Regions from separate parts of the Homo sapiens genome. Here regions 2 and 3 are each linked to region 1. Evidence: chromatin loops called from intact Hi-C (ENCODE). Cell type or tissue: MCF 10A. All regions are shown on one strand.

Evidence for each region. A loop is a pair of places that touch in the nucleus more often than their neighbours do. Peaks named below come from ENCODE experiments on the same cell type or tissue, not always from the same donor. Only the 100,000 strongest peaks of a DNase experiment are listed, where the experiment ranks them.
Region 2: it touches region 1 in a loop (16-fold over the local background); 8 of 110 quality-filtered maps call a loop at or near these places.
Region 3: a loop joins it to region 1, with 29 times the contacts of the local background. A loop is called at or near these places in 91 of 110 quality-filtered maps.

Annotation. Positions count from the first base shown.
Region 1 is chr10:49,157,878-49,165,877 of GRCh38, reverse strand. It overlaps TMEM273 (transmembrane protein 273), which reads left to right. Exons shown (of 7, transcript NM_001288740.3): 4 at 82-112; 5 at 595-673; 6 at 4,256-4,279. Among named protein-coding and RNA genes, the nearest start is that of TMEM273, 27 kb to the left of the region's middle. In MCF 10A, a CTCF peak has its summit at 1,101 (motif pointing right); a DNase peak (open chromatin) is centred at 4,127.
Region 2 is chr10:48,881,484-48,889,483 of GRCh38, reverse strand. The region is part of intron 43 of WDFY4 (WDFY family member 4); the gene reads right to left. Among named protein-coding and RNA genes, the nearest start is that of LRRC18, 54 kb to the left of the region's middle. In MCF 10A, a CTCF peak has its summit at 3,901; no DNase peak of the experiment used is centred here.
Region 3 is chr10:48,977,235-48,985,234 of GRCh38, reverse strand. It overlaps WDFY4 (WDFY family member 4), which reads right to left. Exons shown (of 62, transcript NM_001394531.1): 60 at 6,842-6,926; 61 at 3,757-3,868; 62 at 2,279-2,726. The coding sequence ends at 2,660. LOC105378298 (a long non-coding RNA gene) reads left to right here. Exons shown (of 4, transcript XR_007062370.1): 1 at 1-1,936; 2 at 5,455-5,553; 3 at 6,295-6,490. Among named protein-coding and RNA genes, the nearest start is that of MIR4294, 4.4 kb to the left of the region's middle. In MCF 10A, a CTCF peak has its summit at 3,724 (motif pointing left); a DNase peak (open chromatin) is centred at 3,714.

The sequences.
Region 1 (8,000 bases):
GAGGGAGGTGAAAGCTCTAGGGAATGCTCTGCACCTCTTGTCACACGACCCCCTTCCTAATGCCCGGCTTTCTCTGTTTAGACACCATCCCGCTAAAGAAGAGAGCCCCAAGGTAAGGTCACTGCCCACACAGTCAGGGAGAGGTATCGTGTTCTCTCCTGTCTTGACCGTGCCACTCCCTTGCCTGTCATCCCCAGCCTTCTCTGCACTCTGGCATGCTTTCTAGGTGACTAGAATGCACCTCGTGGTCCCCTCCTTACACTCTCTCCTCCTCTGGACCAGTGGGCAGGTGTCACAAGAGTGAGGGCCACAGGCTACAGCCGTCAAAGGGAGTAGGGCTCGCCTCTGCATAGCCTGGATTAGATCCTGTTCCACCCCCACTCAGACCCCTTCAGTGCATACCCCTGACTTTCAGAATGAGGCCTCCAGCCCCTGTCACTTGGGAGGTCACACGTGGTTTGTCCCAGGTTTCTGGGCTTCCCTGCTGGCATCAAGGTACCCTGCTCTTCTGCACAGAGCCCACGTCCTCAGGGACGGTCCTGCCTTGGGACCTTTGCACTTGCTGTTTTCTGTAATTGGAATGCTCTTTGCCAGAAAGCTGCAAGCCTCGACCCTCTTTTCCTTCAAATCCCTGCTTCAGTGTCACCACTGCATCATGGAGGGCCTATTTAAGGTACAATCCCCTCTCGACTCCAGCCACCATTCTCTTCTCTTTGCTTGGCTTTAGTTTTCTTTATAATTCTTTGCACTAGTTGATGCTATACGATATATTGATTTGTCTATTTTGCATGGGTTTTTTTCTAAAATGTAAGCTCCGGGCGGGTAGGGTCTTCCTTTTCACTTCTGTAGCACAGCACTTAGCACAGTGCCAGGGACAAAGTGGATACTTGCATATGTGTTGAATGAATGAATAAATAACTGAACATGAGGCCATGGGCTAGGTGCTGGGGGTCAAGGAGAGAGAAGTAGGACAATCTCCCCCAGTCTACAGGGGAGACAGGCAGGTCCCAGGTGGTGGCTGCACAGTGGGGGTGGGGGTCCCGGGAGGTCTATGGCAGGCTAAGCATGTGTTGCCTTGTGTCTTGGGGGTGCAGAGGGCTGCATAGCCACTAGGAGGTGCAGGGGAGCCTCAGGCTACGTGCGGAAGGACTAAGAGAAGCTCATGAATGCAGAGGGAACCCTAGTATATGTAGGCATCATGGGTAAAACCTGCCGCTGACAAACATGCAGTGTGGCAGAAGCAAGTGTTTCATGTGACGATATGGAAGGAAGCGCTGGAGAGATAGGTAGTTTCTATGCATGTACAGTCAGAGGGGCTTGTGTTAAGCAAAGGAGTCTGAAATCTGTCCTGAAACTTCTGGTCACCTACAGATGGGTTCTAAGCAGGGGAGAGAGAGAATATTTTTTGTTATATGGTGGCATGGAGGAGGGCCCAGCTGCAGCCAGGAAGATGTGCTGGAAGCCCGGACAGAGACTCAGGCCTGGTGCAAAGCCCTGCTGGAGTAAGTCCAGGTGGAGGCAATGGAAAAAATGAAAGATGGGAACAAAGTTAAGGAGGAGCTGGCCCAGGGACCTGGGATGAGGGACTGAGACAGCCACTGGAGGAGAGAAAAGAATCTAGAACAGCTCAGAGTTTTCTCTGAGCAGGTGCCCTTTGGGAAGTTGGTGGGGGAGCAGCTTTGGGCAGTGAGCTGGGTGAGATGATATTTTTTTGAACATGGTGAGCCGAAAGTTTCTGGACACTTCCATGTAGAGGAGATGTCTAGTAAGTGGCTGGCATTTAGGACAGAGGTCTGGGTTGACACAGGGTTAGTGGCTTTTAGAAAGTACCCAGAGCCCAGTCTCACCCTCCAGTTCTTCCATGGGACCAGGGACTGGGTAACTTCCAAGTAGTGTCTATTGAAGGAGCGGATGGATTAATGGCTGCATGAGGGATGAACGCATGGTGCATTGTGGCTGCGGGTCATGACTCATCAGCCCTCATGGAGTCATGCGCTTGGGATGAGCTGGACATGGATTTTCTTGAGAAGTTCACTTTTTTTGAGGATTTCTCCTCCTACAGATATTCTAGTTTTCAGCAGTGGTTTCTGATTGTGAAGCATTAAAGCACATTTCATCAACTCTGTCTCCCAGCACCCCATCTCTCCTTCTGTTTCTGACTCTCACTCTCCTTCTCTCTGTCCCCTCCCATGTCATCCCCCCACCCCAAGTTTGTGTCAGTCCACTGGGTCCTGGGCTGGAGAAGACAGGATATATAACTTATCATCCAAGACAGCACTTTGTGAGAGTGAGAAGAGGCTCTGTAAAAGTTGCACCAGGATGATAGGTGTGAGCCTGGACTGTCCTAGGGAAATAGGGATGTGTGGTCAACTTAGATTGAGTGGGCCTGTGAAGTGTCCAGGCCCCGGTGGCCACACAGCACTCCTCTTGCTGGCCATGTCACGTTCTCTGCATCTAGGGCATGTAACCAGCTTCAGGGGGTTTTGGAAATGTGTGGTCGAATTGGGGATATTTCAGGTTGAGGGACCAGAGATGCCATATGTCCCATCTCTCTCTCTCTCTCTCTCTCTCACACACACACACACACATGCACATATTCACACACCCAGACCCACATTGGCTGAAGTTGTCACATTCCTTTTTATAGAAGAAACATGCCGAACTGCTCCCAGTGCCCCCAAATCCACTGATGCGGGAGAGTAGAGTTCCATGCTGGCCAGCTCTTCACACCCCTCCCTTCCCCCCGCCCTAAGAGGCCTTTGCCCCGGGCAGCTCTGTGTTCTTCTAGCCCTAGGGGGGTTGGCACAATCACAGGTTCTCCTAAGTGTGCAGCTGCGGCACCTGGCCAGGAGGGTGTCCCAGTCCCCGCTGACCCAAGGGCAGCACTCAGATGGCTGTGGGTTGGGCGCTGAGTCAGCATCTCCCACCATGGAATCAGGGTGGACTGGCCATTATAAGGGTTTTCACACAGGGCTCTTGGAGGACATGAGGAGGCCATGGATGGAGTCTGGAAGGGTGAGAAGGATTGACTTCCTAGAACCTTTGTTGCCTTTGTGGGTCCAGGTAGCGGTAGCATCTGTGGTGAGGAGTGCAGGAGGAGTCTGTTTTGAATGGATGGGCTGTGTTGGCCATGGCGAAGACCCTGGCACCATGTGGCCTCAGGGGCCCTCTGCTGGGTGCTTAGGTACCCAGGCAGAGGACACAGACTGCTGTGGCCAGCTCAGCCCCTGTGGTCAGGAATATTGAAACATGTGGAGATTCTAGCACAGTGACCTTCTCACCACGGGGAAGGCTCTAAAGTACTAGAGCTCCCCCCAGCACAGGGACGCTACCTTGACCATCTGAATTCCTGGCACACATTGAGGGGGACTTTGAGTTAAGGCACTTTGCTTTGCAAATCGCCAGACCTTGAAGCAGACCATGCTTCAGGGACATCTTAGCCACGGACTTCACATAGAATGAAATTTCACAAAGCTCGATCCTTAATCCTGTTGTGTGTGTGCGCACGCATATGTGTGTGTGTGCATGTATTGCCTGTCTATATGTGTGTGTGCATTTATTGCCTGTGTATATGTGTGTGTATGTGCATGTGGCCATTCATGATGGACTCTGACACACATACATCTGTGTGGGATGATGCTGCTGTGAGCAATACAACACAGACCCATTTGAAAACACTGCTGAATGAGCAGTCACTGTGCTTTTTATGTTCTTATGCATGATCATCTAAGAGGAGCGTCTCTGTTATATGTGTTTTTTGGAAGTTCTGGGTTATTTTGAGCTATCAGGGCTATAGAAGGCATTTTCCATAATCCAGGAAAGATGGCTCCAATAGTTATTCAACAATGAACTTTCTGAAAGCGAAGTTCATGAGAAAACATGAAGGGATGCTAGAGGAAGCAAGTGGGTGAGGGAGGCAAGAAATAAAGGCCAGGAGAGAGGGAGGCTGGGAGGCAATGGCTGGATGGGAGTTTATACCCCTGATAATTAATACATCGCCCTCACCACGTGCAGGGAGCTGTTCTTGGCAGGTATCGTAACAGAGCTCCTCTGCAAATAGAGGGACTTTCAGAGAGGAGAAGCAGGATTCGAGTTTCCAAAACTAACACTAGATGGAGTCAGGCTGAGTCATGAGGAAGTCAGACCCAAAAGAGCAAGCTAATGACAAGCAAGCCACTCTCTTGCAGCAAGTTTTGCATTGTCTTTCTGGCTTCTAAGGCTTAGGCAATGAACACCCTTTTATCTTGTTTTGCAGGCGAAACCACAATTTCTCCAAAAGGTGAGTTGTAAGAGTGATCACTTGTCTTAAAAGGAGGACAGGCAGTCTCTGCCCCATGGGGCTGCATGGGTTTTCGGCATGACCTCTCCCTCCCCTGGCCACGTGGGACGGGCAACCATGGCATGGCCAGGAGCCCTCATGCCAGGACAGCTGTGAGACCAGGAATCAGCATCACCTTGGGACATGATGGTACTTGGCAAGATTTAACATGAAGCTGTGGGGCATTTGCCCAGTTAGAGCTGAGAAAATGGTTTTAACAGGATAGGTAAACTTTTTTTCATTCTCCAAGACCTATCCTATGATAGTGTCCAATCTAATAATTAGCCAATTTAGTCCATTTGATGAAAAAAATTCCCAAACATCTCTTCATGTCATCATGCTATCAGTTTGGCTGGGTATTTGCATCTCAGTGCTGCTTTGGGGTCTCGGAGAGGACGAAGCCTGTATGTGGAGGGCCGGTCTACAGAAGGGGACAGGATCTCGGACCCCTGATTGAATGAGCCTATGGATGAAGACTCCTAGGAATGAAGGCATCTTCACCAGGGTTTTGAGAATCATCATTTCACAATCCACATTCCCCAGCTTGGCTTTTCCTCACCTCATGCCCCTTGCATGTGCCAAACCCACTGAGAATTTGCTCCCTGTCTGACCAGCCCAGGATGGTCACACAGGCCTGGGGCAATCTCTTGACCTCACTCTCCTGCTTTATGAAAAATTTTCAAATCCAAAGAAAAGTTGAAAGAACGGGACAATCAAAATATATACACCCTTCACCTAGGGTCACTCACTGACACGGTGCCCCCTTTGCTTTATCTCTGTGTACATAAGCCTTTTTTGACTGATCTACTTGCAAATTAGTGTAGATATCATGATATTTCACCCCTGAATACAGCACCATTGTGTTTCCTATTGTGTATAATCACAATACAGTGACCACTCCTAAGAAAATTAATGCTAATTTAATATCATCTATTATACAGTCCATATTTAAATTTCTCTGGTTATTTCAGAAGTATCTTTTATTGCTCTATTTTTTATTGTGCTATTTTCCAATCCAGAAAAAATATTTGTATTTATTTTGTCTTTTTTTTAAGTCTCTTTCAGTATTGAACAGCCCCTCTGCTTTTTATCCTTATGGCATTGTTAATTGAGAAGTCCCTAAGCCCCGTTGTCTTATACAATGTCCCATTTTCTGGATTTGTCTGATCGTTTTCTCCTGAGTAGATTCAGATTGAAGTTTTTGGTCAGAAATACCATGAAGTGATGTTGTGTATCTTTTGTTGTATTGCATCACTGTTGGTGATGCTTCGTTTGCTTGGTTAAGGGAGTGACCACTAGATTTCTACATTTGTAGAAATTAGAATTTTCCCCTCTGAAATGAATAATACGAGGGGTGGCACTTTGACACTATGTGAATATCCCGACCCCCAACAATTCCTCACCTAATGATTTTATACCTATTCATGATCCTGCTTCAAGCAGTTTTTGCCATTGGTGATTACAAAATATTGACTTTCTAATTCCAGCATTTCTTCTATATTTAATAGCTGACATTCATCCACAAGGAAGCCTTTTTATTCTATCTCCCCTTTCTCCTTCTTTTGTTGAGGATTATTACTGTGGACTTCAAGGCATTTTAATCCATTGCCATCATGATTCTTTCTGAAGCCCAAATTGTTGCAAATTTGGCTAGTGCAAGTCACTTCTTGGTGGCCTCTGTGCCCTTTAGACAGAACCCATTAGTCTTTGAGCACATGCTAGACTTCTGACAACACAATATCTCAGGCTCACCTTGACCTGCTCCCAAGGGTAGCACAAGGGTCTAATTTTCCCAAGGGTCCCTGTTTCTCTCTCTGTCTCTCTCTCACTCTCTCTGTCTCTCTCTCACTCTCTCTCTCTTTTATTTTAATTTTTACTGTGGAATCATTTTTAGAAACTAAGATCTGGGCACAATGTGTGCTCAGGGCTACTGAGGTGTCATTGCTTCTAGGCCCTTTCAATGGGCAGAGTCACGAAACGTGCATTTAAATTACACACTCAATATCATAAGACTTTTCCTAAGCTTTCCCTAATCCATGTGTCTAGATTGCCTTCTCCAAAGTAAAAACCCTGCTTTTCCACCACATAATATTTTTACTCATTTTCTCTATTCTATAATACACACAAAATGCCTCCAGAAATTAGAGCACTATGCAGCTATAGACCCACTCAGTAAACTTGCATATTTCTTTGCAGTGGCTTTTACCCTTAGAATTTAGCCCTCTAGGTGTGCACAGCCAGAGTATTGTGTTCAAATGAAATTAATTATATTCTCTGTGTGGTTATGCTATCAATTGGATAGAGAGTCAGAAACACTTGTTTTAGTGTGTATTATATTTTACTATTTCCTGTTTTAATCTTTTAAAATTTTAATTTACATAGTTTTCTTTACACAGTTTATCTCTGAATCGTGTGTCATGTACACGATTCAGAGATAAACTATGTAAACAGATAAACTCAGAGAAGTGTTTCTCTTGTAACTGTCCACTCTACCGTGTTCCTACCTACTGCTTTGAAGTTGCTATTTTCAATAGTTCCTGGTTTATTCTTTCTGTGATACTTTTACAAAAATATATTTAATTAAAAACACTTTTATATAGACACACTTTTTAAAATAAAATTAGAAGATGTTTACATATAGATGTATATATCTGTGCATATATACTTTTCCCAGCACTTGGATGGTTTTATTGTTTACTTAGATGTCTGATCCATTTGTCATTTATTCTGGTGTGTGGTATGAGTTAAGATCCAATTTTTTCTTTTTCCCAAATGGCAATTGAATTATTCCGATACTATTTTTTAAAACCACCCTATTTCCCCAGTGTTTCATTTGCCTCTTTTATAATGTTCTAAATTTCTGTGCGTACTAGGGTATTTCTAGGCTTTATTCTCCATTGGTATTTGCGGTTATTCATGTGCTGAGAGCTTCCTGGAGAGGCTGAGCCTAGAGAGGCTTCCTGGTGTGCTCTACCTTCTGGTGGGGCTGGTTCCCTCCACCCGCACACACGTTGTGCTTCCTTTGCAGGGGACATTCTTGCTATTTTATTCCAGCTATTCTTTCATATTTATTTTTCCGTATGAACTTTAGAATCAACTTCAGAATCTTTCCACAGAAACAAAAATCTTTCATGGTGCGGGAGCTGGGGGAGGTCCCAGTGGAGAATTTTATGATGATTGCTTTGTGTTTTTGGTTATTGGGCTTTTGTATAGACCAAAGCAAAGAAAATAAAAACAACACACAGAAAAAAAAAAAGAAGCAAACATCCTGGTATTTAAATTGGGGTTGCATTATATTTACATATTAAGTTAAAGATGATTTACTTCTTTACGATGTTAAGTGGCTCTCCATGGAAAAGAGATAATTTTTTCATAAAAAATTATCTGATTTTGTGTGTTTCTGTTTTTGTGTGTTTCAGGAGAGTTTTCAGATTTTACTCTTATAAGATTGTCATATTTTTTGTTATATTTATTCCTAAGTATTCTGCCTTTGCTGCTTTCAAAATGGAGTTTTTGCCATTATGTCTCCTACCTGGTCATTGATTGTATTTTGATTTTGGGGGATTATGTTAGCATTATAGGGGTTGCCTTGTTGAATGCTTTTATTCTTTGTCTCTGTTTTCTTCTCCGTCCCTTGAGTTTTTATGATATTATGTCACCTGCCAAAATACAGATCTTCTTT
Region 2 (8,000 bases), 280 kb after region 1:
AGATAAGACTCTCACTAAAGATCAGCCACCTACTAAGTGACACAGCCTGGGACTGAAGCAAAGCTCCCTGCTCACCTTTGGGAGCAATGACAAGGCCACAGTGGTGCCCTGAAGACCAGTTTTCCAACTCCTGCACCAAATGGGATCCGTGAAAGCCAGAGCCAAGGGCAGAAAGCAAAGGTTCACTGAGCATTTTGTTCCAAGATAAGTATTAACCACTATGATCCAGGGCAAGTCAGGGCTGAGCTGTTTTTCGTAAGCTAGGACCAGCCGAGAGCCTCTGTTTCTGTAAACAAGGTTGGTGAAGGTAGCTGGCTTTCTTGGTCTATTCTGAATCTACCTTGTCAGAGGAGCTGGCCCTCCAGCCACCTTCCAGGCCAGAGTCCAAAGTGGACTCATTTCCAATTTTATTCATTCATCCAGGTGGTCATCTATTCAGCAGTTACGGATTCAGCCTCTGCTCCATGGCAGGCACTGAGCCAGGCTTTGGGGATAAGGTGGACAAGATATACAAGAATCCTAGCCTCACAGGGCTTAAAATCCAGTAGCGGGATTTTAACCAACCAACTATTACAACCTGTGATACATGCTAAGAGAGAAAAACCAGAGTGATCATGACAAAGGCAGGGAGAAACTTGGCGAGAACACCATTCTGTTCTTGGACATTATTCTTGGTGAGGACATAGACCCTGAAACTTGAAGGTTGGAAACTTGTAAGTTCTGGAAAAGCTTGGAGAAGAACATTTCAAGGAACGGGGACATCCAGTTAAGGGCCTAGAGGCAGGAAGGGCTGATTTGGGGAACAGAAAGTGGTCAGTACGGCTAAGATGAAGTTGGAAATTAGGAGTACCAACATCATAGGTGGTCTTAGGTACCTTAGCATGGCCCTTGGGTTTTATTGTGGTTGCAACAGAAAGCCATGGGAGAGTTTGTTTCCAAAAGATGACACTGACTGCTGGGTGGAGATGGCATTAGAAAGGGTCAAGACTGAAAGGAGGGTGCCCCGTTGTGTTGCTATTTCAGTGGTCTGGGATGGATGGCAGAATGCAGAGGGAAGGAAGTGGGTGTATCTAAACAAGAAGATGGAGAATTGACAGGAGCTGCTACTGGACTAACTGGAAAGCAAAAAGAAGAAAAAGAAAAGAAAAGGAAAGGGAAAGAAGGAAGAAAGGAAGGAAGGAAGGAAAGAGGGAGGGAGGGGGAGGGGAGAGGAAAGGAGGGGAGGGGAGGGGAGGAGACGGAGGATGAATTGAGGATAAATGATAAATGTCTACTTTGGGACTTGAGTAACTGTGTGGCATTCCCAGGTTCTCTAGTAGTCTTCCCCAGGGGCAACCACCATTACCACTTTATTGGATATTCTTCCAAAGAGATTGTATGAATACATTAGCATGTTTATACATATTCTTTTTTACACAAAGAACATTTATATGCTTACTGCTCTGCATCTAGACTTTTCTCTTAACAATTCATCTTAGATAATTTTCCAAATCATTTATCATAGAGCTGTCTAATTCTTATTAATAGTTGCAGACTATTCCCTTGAATGGATATGCTACAGTTTATTTGACCAGTCAGTCCTTTTTTGATTCAGGTGGCTTTCAAATGTTTTGACATAACAGGCAATGCTACAATGACCATCCTTGCAGATAAGTCATTTTGAATACACAAGTAAATCTGAAGCATAAATTTTTTTTTTTTTTTTGAGATGGAGTCTCGCTCTGTTGCCCAGGCTGGAGTGCAGTGGCGAGATCTCCACTCACTGCAAGCTCCGCCTCCTGGGTTCATGCCATTCTCCTGCCTCAGTCTCCTGAGCAGCTGGGACTACAGGCACCCACCACCACGCCCGGCTAATTTTTTGTATTTTTTAGTAAAGATGGGGTTTCACCGTGTTAGCCAGGATGGTCTTGATCTCCTGACCTCGTGATCCGCCCGTCTTGGCCTCCCAAAGTGCTGGGATTACGGGCGTGAGCCACCGCGCCTGGCCTGAAGCATAAATTTCTATAAGCAGAATTGCAGGTCAAGGGTATGGGCATTTTTAATTCAAGTAGCCATTGCCAGATTACCCTCCCACAAGGTGACACTAATTTACACTCCCACCAGGACTATCAGGAAGATTATGTCAGGCTGCTTAAACTTTTTCTCTTATTGTACCTTTTCCCAGATGAGACTCAGAGACCCCAACCTCAGGTTCACATGATGAGATGATGTGGCTCTGCAATGCCAGCCCTGGCCTATGTGCCTCCAAACCCTCTCTCCTCCCTGTGACACCAGGCCCCCACCACAGCCTCCATGGTGCCTGCACCAGGGTCTCAGAGCACATGCCTATGATCTGGTGCTTCCCTTTGGGAAGACTTAAGTATCAACCAGAATAAGCCAAACCACAAGAAAAATGTCTGGTGAGAGCTGGGTTAATAGCTTAAACATTGATTCTGCTAGAAAAGAAATGGCATTTTAAAAACTAGAAAATGAACCCAAGTGAACTATTACCTGCTCTTCCATTTAAATTAGCCCTAGGAGGGCTCCATCCCTAAGTTTACTCATGATTAAGAAATCCCTTATGCCATGATTCTATTGATCACTTTAAAGAGTAGAACTTTTGCCTCATAAGTAGAGCTTTTTTAAGATCAACTGAATGATATATTAGCACTCTTGATGGGTAAAATAACTAAGAAAGTAGCCACAGCTAGCTCTGTGTATGATGACAAACAGGTTGTCCAGAAATCAACAAAATGCTGGAGCGAAAGTTAGAAGGTGTCTTAGTCCATTATCTGCTGCTATAACAGAATACCCCAGACTGGGTAATTTATAGAGATAAATGTTTATTTGGCTATTGGTTCTGGTGGACAGGAAGTCCCAGAGCATGGCACTGGCATCTAGTGAGGGTCACCCCATGATGGAAGGGCGGAAGCTGGAAGTGAGCATGCAAGACAGAGACAGAAATGGGGCTGAACTTATCCTTTTTATCAGGATCCCACTCCCATAATAATGAACCCATTCCTGCAATAATGGCATTAATCTATTCATGAGGGTCATGCTCTCATGGCCTAATCACTTCTTAAAGACCCCATCTCTTAATACTGTTACAATGGCAATTAAGTTTCCAACACAAGAATTTTGGGGGACATTCAAACCATAGCAGGGAGACAACAATCTACTGGGACATTCAGTGGTAGCACACAGCAGCACATTCTTCTAAAGTCAGGCCTCAGTGGTACATCTATAATGGGCAAGGTCAACCGGATACTCTCTAAAGTTTTCTCTAGCATTAGCAGTCTGCAACTTGGTGAAATACCCTGATTTTATAGGTAGGAAAACTGAGGTCCAGAGAGGTGACTGAAGGTACCCAGCAACAGAGCTGCCAATATATGCATTCCCTTACGTTTGTGTGTACGGTGAGTGAGTCTGCTGCAAAGAAAGCTTTAGCCCTGCTCCCATTTATCATCTGCCCTCTTCCTACATCTCTGCTTGCCTCAACCTTGTTCTGAATACATTCTAATAGTATTGGCATATGGAATAAGTATTCTTATTTTTTAGAAAAGCACAGATTGCTGAGAAAAAGTCAAGTATCAAAGAGGCAAAAGGCTATATTTGGTCATCTATGAGCTCTAGTATCTACTTTTTTCTATCTTAAATGTATTTAGACAGAGAATTCGTCATACTAATAATCAAAGGAATGTATGTTAAAACAATAAGGAGATGCTATCTATCTATTTATCTATCTATCTACCTATCTATCTATATATATAGAGAGAGAGAGAGAGAGAGAACATCTCCTTATTGTTTTATATTTTACATATATACACATATATATTAATTTGGGAAATATAGAAAGGAATGTAATGATGCATCGATCTTTTCACGTAAGTACATCTCAGGTTGAGACAAGGAGCAGGGATGCCCCCTGCCTGCCTGCATGTGTCACTTCCACAGACAGCCTGCAGACAGCCACACCTCCAATCTTTCTCTGCAGACATGGAGAAGACCAGGTGGAAATGGCAATACCTTTGCTCTTGTTTGGTTGCACCAGTGAAATGTGAAACATGTTACAAGACCCAAGGACTGTTCAAAGCACAATGCTCACCATAACCTGTGTTCACTAAGGACTGATCATTGGCAACTGCTTAAAATTGGAGCGCATTTTTAGCCAGGGTAGCTCTGAATATTGTAAAACTTGGACTCATGGATTTGGGGCATTTATTTGAAAAGTTAGTATGTATGAGAATCACCTGCACAGCTTGATAAAATTCATATTCCCAGGCTACATCCCCAGAAGTTTCAATTCAACAGGTGCAAAGTAGGGCCCTAGAATGTGAATTTTATTAAGCAACCCAGAAGATTCTGATGCAGGTGATCTGAAGCCCATACACTAAGAAACCGACCGTTGGGCACCAGCTAGGCTAAGAAAAAAAAAAGGTTTCATCTGGTGTCAGCATATTGCCCATAATTCACTCATCTATTTGTTCATTCATTTATTTAACAGGTACATATTAAATGTTTAGCATATGCCCCACTCCCTGGGAGGCACAAAGGAAAATAAGACATGCCTTTAAGATGTTTACAACCTAACAGGAAAGAAAGAGAGCAGGATATCAGCTCTCCCAGCAGTGTGGAAGGAAAAGCACAGGTGCTCTGGGAGCACACAGGAGTGTGTCTCACTCAGACTGAGATGGAAGAGGCGGCAGCGGTGACACCAGAGAAACGGTTCCTGAGGAGGTGACTCCAAGTCTGGAGTTAGGAGTTACAAAGATAAAAAAACAGGGGAGGAGCATTCCAAGGCACAAAGTATTGAACCAGCCGGAAATTTTGGAAATTATAGGTAGTTCTGTATAATTAAAAAGTCAGAGGGGTGTGTATGTGTGTGTGTGCACGTGCACACATGTGTATGTGTATGCATATGTGTACACGCATCAGGTGTGCATGTGTGTGTGCATGTGTGTATGCACACATGTATGTGTGTGCATGTGGTTGCACATGTGTGTCTGTGCATGCATGTGTGTGTGTTTATGCGCATGTGTAAGGATAAGGGAAGTTAGTCCAGGGAAACTACAAGGCCAGCTCTGGAATGGCCTTGCATATGAAGAATGCTAACCAGCGTCTCAGAAATATTAAGTAGGAATGACATGTGTTGTTTTCATTTCAGAAAGTCATGGAGATTCAGAAAGACAGGAAGTTACTGCATATAAAGGTTAACACCCACCCTCACCTTCTACAAACAGCCTCAGCTAAAGATACCTGGGAGGAGCTTGTAGAAGATGCCACTCTCTGCAATCCAGAGGAAAATGTCTTTCCCTTTGAGCGGATCATTTCTACCAAGGTCAAACTCATATTTTACATTGAGTTTGTATGAAAAAAAAATCAGATGTTTAATTTTTCATGTAATCAAAGAACAATAACAAAAGCAAACCTTCACTTGAGGACTGACTCTGGACTGGTTCTGGAAGCTGTACAAGGGACATCCCCAGCCACGTGGTAACTGGCATGAGCCCACAATTAATATGCATTAAATCAGTCACTCCTCAAGTCAAACAGAGCTGTTTGCAGAGAAATGCGTTTGTAGTCCTGGGAATCATTAATCAATGATGCAGAGGTGGCACAGAATAGTTGAATAATTACCATCCCAGGTATCACTAGAGGCAACCAGAACTCCAACGTTCACACAAAGAAATGAGTTAAGCTGCTGCCACCCTAGCCCCGGCACCACCAGCATCCCCCAGGGCCAGGATGATGCCTGCAGCTCCAGAGGCTTCTGCCAGAGGCATGCCACCCAGATGCCTGAAAAGCAGTCATGCCCTGGAAAGTCTCCTGTGCCATGTGTCCAGCAAAGGCCATATGATCAAGCATTTCTGAGACGGTAGGGGAGGAGGAGTGGGGACTCTGTTGTAGGAGCATGCACACAGTCCTGCCATGCCCCTATCGTGGGCATGTTTCGCTTAGAAATTTAGAAAAAGTACAAGGCCCACAAAGTCTCACAATGACATCTGAATTACGGGAAGTCCCAGCTTACAACCAACACTTGCTAAAAAATGCCTCAACATAGGCTAATTGTACCAGCCTGGGGAATGTAGAGAGTAACACACACACACACACACACCCCTTGCACAAACTTTCTATTTGCCTGAACATGTTCACGGGTCAACAATCAATGCACCCATCCTCCTTTCCTTGGCCTCAAGTTCCTGTCCTTGACACAAAACCATAGTGGTCCAGGGATAAGGCCACAGTGGACCAGGGGCCCTCCAGGCACATGCAGGAGGGCAGGTAGGCACCTGCTTGGCATGTTGCATCCCAGGCAGAGATGCCATGTTGGTGAGAGACCTGAAGGCCTCCTTGCACCAGCTTTAACTGGAACAGTTATAGAGAAAGAACATGGGGCCAGGAGCCACAACTCCAAGCCCAATAACAGCCGGCTGCTGAGGGACAGGGTGCTGGAAAGGTTATGTAACTTGTCCAACACAGTGAGCTGGGAGGCAGTAGAGAGGGAACGAAAACACATGAACTGAGAATAAGAGAGATCTGAGGTCAAATCCTAGCAATTCCAGTGAGTAGCCACCCTGGGCTCTGTTTTTGCCATCTTTGCAATGGAAATAACAAAGCCTCCTGATACAGTCTGGATGTTTTGTTCCAAATCTCATGTGGCCTTAAGTGTTGGAAGTGTGGGCTAGAGGGAGCTGTTTGAATGATGGGGGCAGATCCCTTGTAAATGTCTTGGTGCTGTCCTTGCTGTAATGAATGAGTTCTCCGAGAGTTCAGCTGAGATCTGGTTATTTGAAAGAGCCTGGCCCCTCCTCCCTCTCTCTCTTGCTGCCTCTCTCACTATGTGATGCGCTGGCTCCCATTCACCTTCCACCATGACTGGAAGCTTCCTGAGGCCTCACCAAAAGCAGATGTCAGCACCACGTTTTGTGTACACCCTGCGGACTGTGAGCCAACTAAACCTCTTTTCATTATAAATTACCCCATCTCAGGAATTCCTTTATAGCAACTCAAATGGACTAACACACCTGCCTCACAGGACCATGGTGAGGCTGAATGAGACAGTGCATGAAGATCACACAAGGCAAGGGCTTCTGACATCTAGCTGTTGACATTTTGCTAATAATAATATTAATAGCAACAAACAAATAGCAGAATGAGGTTCTCAAACCAGCCTATGCACTTTGCCCTGTGCCAAGCTGCCCTCCTGGGCACAAATGACTGGCTGCTCCCTCCATGGTGGTGGTGTTGTGGCAGCCTGCTCCAGTCCAGTCAAGACCCTCCCCACCCCAGAGCAGGCTCCCCCAAGACCCAGGTTCCCCCAGGGCATGCCCTCCCTCAAGCTGGGTCCTAAGGCATGTGAGCAGACCCAGGCCTGGCTGCAGGTTGGCTCCCCTGGAGGACCTCCTGATTCCTGCTGCCCTGTCAGGCTGAGCTCACCTGGTCTGCAGATTGTTCCCAAGCACTCACCCTATGTATCAGGGAAGGAAGGGACGAGGAGGAAGCTAAGTCTCTCCTTGCCTTCAGAGAAACCATAGGAAGGCTCAGAAATCATCAGTCAGGCAATAAGAGGGGGCTGGGGTAGGCCCAGGGGATGGATCCACCAGCTATGCTCTGGGGTGGGAGTATGCTGGGGATGGGCGCACCAGGACAGGTTCACCCAGGAGGCCGCCAGGCTGGGAGACAAGAGTGAATGGGCATGGGACTGTGTGGACCTGGCTGGTGGAGGTGTGAGGGGGAGGAGAAGTGCCAGGCCACAGAGAGGCCCCATATGTCCCACCAGCCAGCCAGGACCCCACTCCACAGAGCTCTCCAGTCTAGAGCAGAAGGGTGCTCCTCTGGTTCGAGGATTTTTCTGATTCATGTGAATTCCTGGGGCCTGCTTTCTTATGTTCTTCCCTGCCTGGTGCTTTCAGTTTAGGGACCTCCTTGATTTCACCACACATCAGTCCAGGCCTCAACCCAGCAACTTCCCTCTTTTTCCCAAAACCTTGTGTTTGGTTTGAGTGTTGGCACTCTGCAGG
Region 3 (8,000 bases), 180 kb after region 1:
TCACTCCATTTTGCTTCACCCTGCCCACGGAGGGGCTGCTGCTTGACCCTGCCATCCCAGGACCACCCTTTCTGACATGTCTGCCACCAAGACTCATTCATACGTCTACATGTCCGTTTACTCAGCTGACTCTTGTGGGGCACATTCTGGGAGCTGGCATGGAGAATGAAGCTCTGCGGGTGGGCAGCCCACCTCTGCCAGCCTCACTTGCACTCACTCCATCCAGTAACCAGAGTCTACTCCACAGCCAGGAGCAGCAGCCCCTCTACCTCTCAGCCTCATCCCGTGTGCCCTCCATTCTTCTTCCCACACCCAGCCGGACTCACCCTGTACCTTGGCCGATGCAGCCCAGTCTTCCTGCAACCCCGTCCCTCTGTCTCAGCAGGTTCCAGGCCTGGCTCCAGGGCCACCTCCTTCAGCCAGTGCCATAGGTGGCTGAATTCTGTCCCTGGAGTGGTTCTATGTTGACATCCTAACCCCCAGTACCTCCAAATGTGACTGTACTTGGAGACAGTTGAAATGGGGTCATATGGGTGGACCCTAATCCCATATGACTGGCGTCCTTATAAGTGGAGATGAGGACACAGATGTGCACAGAAGACAGATGAGGTGAGGATGCAGGGAGAAGGTGGTCATCTGCAAAGCAAGAGAAAGGCCTCAAAAGAAACCAACCCTGTGACACCTTGATCTTGGACTTCCAGCCTCCAGAACTTTGAAGAAATGAATTTCTGTTTAATATTGTTATGGCAGCCCCACCCAACTGATATAGCTGAGTGTCCCCTTTGCCTTCCCTAGGGCCTGAGATTTCCTTTTTAGCCCTTTCACCTCAAGTCACATTTGTTTGCAGACACCACATCACCAGGACCCCACCAATAAGACCCAACACTGCCTCCTCATTTTCCCCGTGATTTGAGGGGAAGAAAAGGCAAAAACACTTAAATGAAGGAATCGAAGACAGCCTTTTGGCCAGCAGACCTTGTCAGCCTTGGGTAATGCTGTGATGTGTTTTGAAAAATGCCAGCAGGCTCAGCCTTGATATTTATGACCCTGCTTCTTGGCCTTCCTGGGGAGTGGTGCTCTCTGCTCTTAAATTTATGGTCCTTCAGTGCAGTCCCAGACCAACCAGGGGATTGCAAATGGGCTGTCTGCTAATAGTGTGTGCAGATGGTGTGGGAGGTGGTGTGATCCTTGGCTCTGGGGTCAGACACAAGTGCTTCTCACCCGGGGAGGGGTGCTCCGGACCTGAGAAGGGTCTCCTCCATCTTCTCCTTTGCAAAGCCTCAGAGTTTACAGAGGAATCAAGGTATGCTAACCACCTCTCACTATTTTTGACATGGCTGCACACCAGTTCCACTTTCTTAATATTTATCTTTTAATCAACTTGTTGCCCCCTGGAGGCCAGACGACCCATGGGGCATAAGACATGAAGTGCATGTTCCTGCTATCCCTGGGCCTGGGCTAAATTAGGTGGGGACCCCCTTCAGGGCCTTTGCAGAGTTTGGAGACATGGGGAAGATCAGGATCCCCACCTGGCCCCTAGAAGGGAGATCTCTGAAAGACTAGTTGAAGCTAACAAGCTTAACCTCCCCAAGTCCCTATGTGTCCACCTGAGCTTGACTTTATTAAAAAGGCAGGTGGATTTCCTTTTGAGGAGCTCTGCAAATCTTGGGGTAAGGAGGAGACATTAGAGTGAGGGTGATACCTGTGATGCCCAACGACCAATCCCAGAATGACCCAGGCACAAGAAGGTACTGGAATTCTTCAGAGGGGCACGAGTAACTACCCCACCTGCCATACATTTTCAGGTGGAAAACAAAAGTCACACAGCAGTGCAGATTTCTCCAGGAAGAACTGCAGCTCGGAAGCCAAGTGTGGACCGGGGCCCTGGGAAGAGACTGCTGAGCCAGGAGTTGTCTGGAATCCTTGTCTGTTGCAGGTTGTGGAGATGGGGGTGGGAGTATCACCAAGGCGGGTGTATCACCCCAGGCCAAACTCCCTGAGTCTGCCATGGGCAGCACCCACCGCCATGTCCTGCGGCTCAGCCACAGAGGCTGGGCCTTCTTCACAGTAGCCCCTCACTCCTCAGGCCCCTACACTATGGGCAAGACGGGGAAGAGCCAGTGTCCAAGGTGGAAGATGGGGAGGGGCTGGGTGAGGCTGTGCAGGTGGATGTGCTTCCCTGAAGCCTTCCTGCCTTTCTCAGGACAGAAACACAAATACTTAGAAAGGCAGCATGGTAAGTGGAATAGAGTGGCAGTTTAAAACTGAAGAGCCCTTCTGCATTTAAAACATAGTTGCTTTAATAAAATAAAGACAATACAATAATTTCCAGTAAGCGACCCATCTTTTTTTTTTTCAGTGCAATAGCCCTTAATAAGGTGAGTCATGTGTAATTTCGTGTGCAGCTGGGCATCACCAAGTCACAGTTTCCAGCGTGCTGCTCAGCCCTCCGAGTGTGTGTGCTCATCCTTTTCATAGAAGTCCCATCGGCCATGGAGAGGGTTGGGCTGCAGAGCTGTGATTGCCAGAGGCCCTTCCTTGAGAACTGTGGGGAAGGAGGCCCTGGGGGTTTCTTCTGTAGGCAGAGCTCAGGCCCCAGTCACCTCTGCCACCCTCAGCCTGGCACTGTTGTGCCAGAGCCTCTGCTGCCTCTCTCTTCCTACCCATCTGCAGACCAGCAGAATATTCTCCCCCTCTCATCACCAACCAGGAGTTTGGTGTGGTTTCTTGGGAAGAGAAAGAAAAGACAAGAACGTTAGAGGGACAGTACCACTTGTCCCCGCCAGCACATGGGATATTGCAACTCTGGGGCTCTATCTGGGGCCCAGCGGAGCTTGCCCCTGGTCTTGTCTCCCTTGAGGCAGGGGAGGCAGTGGGAGGAATGGAGAAGGTTTCCACCTGGGGGAGGGGAAAGCATTGAGCTGTGAGGGTGGTGGCTCCCACAGCACTGTGGGGAAGCTCAGGCCCCAGGGAACAGGACGAGGCCGTGCCTCTCTCCAGTGCCTCCAGGTGAGTCTCCTGTCCCACCAGAGAAATAGCCAGGACCAGGGCAGAACAAATGGCAAGTTCTCTGCAAAAAGTGCGGCTCTGGCCCTACCATCATGCCCACCCCACTCCACTCCGCCCCACCCAGCATCTAAAACACTGTGTAGTGCCTCCACCAAGGACCCCGGAACAGCCCACGCCACGCCAGTGAGGGAGGAAGGAAGTCCGGCTCTGCAAGGTCAGCGGCCCCTAAGGCTGCACCTCGCAGTGTGTACAAGGATGTTAATGACAGTAACCACCTCCATGGGTTACTGCGAGTCAAATAACGGGTATGAAGTGTCGGGACTGATGCTTGGCTATGCTACAGCAGCTAAGAGCCCTCAGAAGGCACTTTCTGTTAATGAAGGATAATCATCACACCAAATGTTACAGTCTGCAGTGGAACTCAGGGGAAAAGGCTCTCTTTAGGATAAAATTACAAAACAATATACTTATACCTCTTGGATTTCTTAATGAATGTTTGGATATTCAAGAGCAAGAGAGCAAGGGCATGTGTGAGTTAAAAGCAAAACAAACAACAACAAAACCCTGAAAAACGTTTCCTGGGGCTCTATATGGCCACACGGGCTGCTTCCTGTGCTTGGTGGGGCCATGTCCTGGAGTGAAGTGGCCTCCTCGGCCAGGTGGCCTGGACTCAGAGCCACTGGGGCTTTCCTAAAGGTGGCTGCAGTGCCCTCTGCTGGAGACCCAGAGAAACAAGGCCGCGCTTACCTGGACACGGCCAGAGCAGTCACTGCGGGGCTGGTTTTGCTGGGCTTCCCTGTCAAAGCAATGCTAACGTCCAGCTCTCGACTCAAGGCCAGGTTCTTCTCCCACTTGTGGCCTGTGTGGAGCATGTGAGAGAAGAGTTAGAACGCCAGATCGGCTTCGCACATACAGTGTGCATCTGCACACGGGGCCGCAAACACATACGCACATATTTATATTTGTGGTCAGCAACTTGTTAAATTGAGGGGGAAATATATTTAATCTTGGCCTGTGCTGTTGCAAAAAGGGCCGTCCCAATTTAATTTGCAGGCGGTGATAGTTACATGTGCTGACGTGCCTCGGTATCCATTGTGTACCAAATTGGATTTGTGTATTATTGCTTTCTAAATTGCATGCCTAGTTCAGCAAAATTGTTCATCAGTGTTTACTGGCTTTATGCTTAATAAGATGCCCCACAATACCTTGCTGCCAGGGTGTAATGCAGCCAGTAATTGCCTAGTAAAAATAAATTACATAAAGTCGGCATTATCAACTTATCTTAATCCTCTCACGCCACAACCAGTAATTAAATGCTGAGAATGTTTTTTTCAAAAAATATAACTCAATGATTGTTACTTCACTCATTTTAATGACTGCATTTGGGGACAGACAGTAATTCCTTCAATGTGAAGGGTGAGATGGAGAGACGCCAGCTGGGTACGTCCCTGCGAGGCCACTTCCTTGGACTCAGGGCAGGAGAGATGATACAGCCCCTGCTGTCCTGAGGTGACCACCCATGTGTGCAGACAGGCCATGTGCCAGGAAATGCATGAGGGGTCCAGGTGGGAGAAACCACCTCAAAGCACACCAGGCATTTGTACATTGTGTACAAGTCTAAACAACAAGCTTCTCCCAAGCACTTTTTATGTACCAGATTGAGTCCAAATCTTTGAGGCGATTCCTGAAATAAATTGTACTCAGCTGGGTTGGGCCTTGCTGCAAATGGCAAATAAATGAATTCCAAGCAGAAATTGGATTACATCTGCCCACAAATGCAGTATGCTTAATATCTTCAAAGATCTCCTTTCTTGCCCCTTAAGACATTTGAGGGGTATAGTAATATACACGCCAAGAGGACACACATGCAAATATCCACGTGCCATGCCCAATACAGGTCCCTTTCCAACAAAGCAGTTTTGAGCAATGTAAGAACAACATGCCTTTTTATTAGAGACCTCCAGCAGTTTAGGCTTGTAAATCTGCACATATTTTAGATTTGTTAACTCTAAACTGCAGGCCAGTGTGATTATTTGAATATGTCCATGTCATCCTGTCATTTCATGTTAATCTTCCCTTGAACTGTAATCACAATCTTGGCAGTCAGTCCAATGGGGTGGCAGAGACTTAGGGTCAGGGCAGACAGAGAGGAAGGTTGTGGATCTGGGGCTCCCTGTCAGTCTAAGACCCCCTTAAGTAAGTTTCCTAATGCCATCAGCTGCTGTGTCCAGAGAGAAAAATCTCTCAAAGCCTGCAAAAATGACAATAATGACCTGCATTTGGGGTAGATTCTTGTCTGTGGCTACTATTATTCTGTCATCAGTACTCTACTAGTTAGGATGCACAGGAAGTGTCCCCATTTGACAGAAGACCAGAGAAGCTGCTGTGACAGAGTTGGGTCTAGAACCTTGTTTCCTGCTTTTTACTCTGCTTCTCATTCACTAGACCCCATGACCAGTGAGTGCAACCTCACCACAACCATTGATGCTGAATAGGAACCTGCAAATCCAATGGCACTGCCAGAATCAACTGAATGGCTCTGAGGTGACTTTCATTCATCCATTCATCCATCCATCCACCCATCCATCCATCCATCCACCCGTCCATCCATCCATCCATCCATCCATCCATCCATCCATCCATCCATCCATCCATCCTTCCATCCATCCATCCATTTACCCATCCATCCAGCATTCTTTCTCAGACATCCATTCATCAACCGTAGGCTTAGCTAATGCCGTTAGCTTACTGGGCCCCAATAGCTTCAAAAGTGGGCATTTGAGCCCAAAACTAAAATGGTGTGCAGTCTCATGCAGGTATAGCAGAAAACTGCTTTGTAAGCAGGCTGGGGAATAAGAGCCTTTCCAAGTGGAAGCAGATATGGGAGGGAGTTTGGCCTCTGCTTTCCAAAGATGTGCTGGGTTCCTTAGAATGCACACACTTCTGTCCTTTCACACTGAGATAGGCTGACTCCTTGTGGTGGTCTCCAAGTACCCTAGAGAAACAGAACCTGTGAACTGACGGAGTTCTTGATCTGCATCTTTGTGATATTATTGATCTTTGTGATGTTATTGCCTTGGCTCAGCCCAGATTGTTTACAAGGGTCCCCAGGTGTTATCTTGAAGGAAGGGACCACTAATATAGAGCCTAGGACACAGTAGAGGCTGAGCAAATGCCTGTGTGTACTTGCCTGAAGAAGAATCCACAAATGGGTGACTAAATGAATCAAAGAGGTGTGGACTGTGTTTTAGAAATGAACTAATTGCAAATGTCTACTCTTTTCAGAAGGCAGCCCTCAGAAATCTGGGAAATTCTCTCCTATGGATGATCACAGGTTCTGGGATGCAGAGCAAACAGGGAGCTAATGGAAGCACTCAGGATGATAGAATTCTAACTTCATGAAAACATGTTTGATTGTGGGTCCCAGTAAAGATGTCCCAGTTCTCGGCCAGAATCTTTTCTGAAGACTGAGCTGGAGGAGGTAATGATGGGGGCGGGGACTGGACAGCTGTGATGGATGTGATGCGGTAACAGCTTTGATGGGGAGGTTTGTACCTGTGTTCATTATGGAGGGGTTGGTGATGGTGGTTACATGCCAGTGTCTATGGTTAGGTTATTCTGAGGCCGTTGTGGCTGTGATGGCAGCAGGTGTGAGGATAGTCTGCTTGCTGGGTGACTTTGGGCAAGTCACTGAACCTCTCTGTGCCTTCCTAGGCCTCCCTAGGCTGGGCAGACCTGGGAGGAGCTGCAGCCCTTGGGCTGAGGTGGAGAGAGGGGAGGTGAGGAGGGCAGGGCAAGGCCAGGACGGCCACATCCCTAGCAGGTCAGGTACCTCTTGGGCTTGGAGGCTGAGCCGGGGGCTCCTCTCCTGCTGGCCGTCCAGGAACAGACATCTTCACATCCTCAGTCTTCCAAACCTGCCCCAAAAGAGCAAATGTCATCGGCGGGGAAGACGATCCTGTCTGCAAGCTTGGAGTGGCCTAGTCCATTTCCTCACGCCTAGGGGTCCCCCAGGGAAAGGATGAACACATGGCCCCCCTTTCACTTCTGATGTTAACTTATCATCAGGTAAAAGGTTATTTAGCCTTCAGCTTCCTCATGCAGAGGTTTGGCCAATCACAGTTGCACCTTGAATGAATTTACCCCACCCATGTCCCTAAGTGCATCTCATGACCCCCACAGCCCTTTTCTTGCAGGGATGTGACTCTGCAACCAGTTTATTGCCATTTTGCTCAACCAATGCCCTCTTGCCCATAATGCTACCACCTCTAGAGTACTCCCTCACCCCTGGGTGGCTGGGCACCCCCATCTTGTGTCTGGCCCTTGGCGCTAAGCCTACTGTGGGAGCCCTGAGGCCAACTCACTCAAAATGGCTTCTCATTCACTGGGTCTGGATTTTATATCACCAAAGGGCAAGGACCAGCCTCCTCTCAAATGCTTCTGTGAGCCCCACGCCAGGCTTAGCACAGCACTGGGCCAGTCCAGGAGCTCAGTGACCACATCGAATGAATGAGTGCTGAGTGCACAGAAGACCCTCACTTACGCTTTGGGGGGGCCCAGGAGAGTAATATACTCTGCAGCTCGGCCACCCCAGGCTCCTCTGGCTGGCCCACTGATGTGGGCCACACCCCACCAAGCCCAGGCCATCCCAGGATGCCCTGCTTTCTGCAGAGGCCACAGATAAAGTCCTATGAGGGGACTGCCTAGGTACCTCAGCCTGCATGGATGGATGGATGGATGGATACATGGAGGGATACATGGATGGATGGATGGATGGATGGATGGATGGATGGATGGATGAGTGGATGGGTGGATAGAGAGATGGATGGGTGGATGGATGGGTGGGTAGATGAGTAGAGAGATAAATGGGTAGGTGGGTAGATAAATTAGTGGATGGGTGGGCAAGTTTGGTTTGAATGGATGACGCAAATATCTCCTTTTAGCATTGGGATATAATCTTTTGCATTTAACCATTCAACTTTTATATGTTG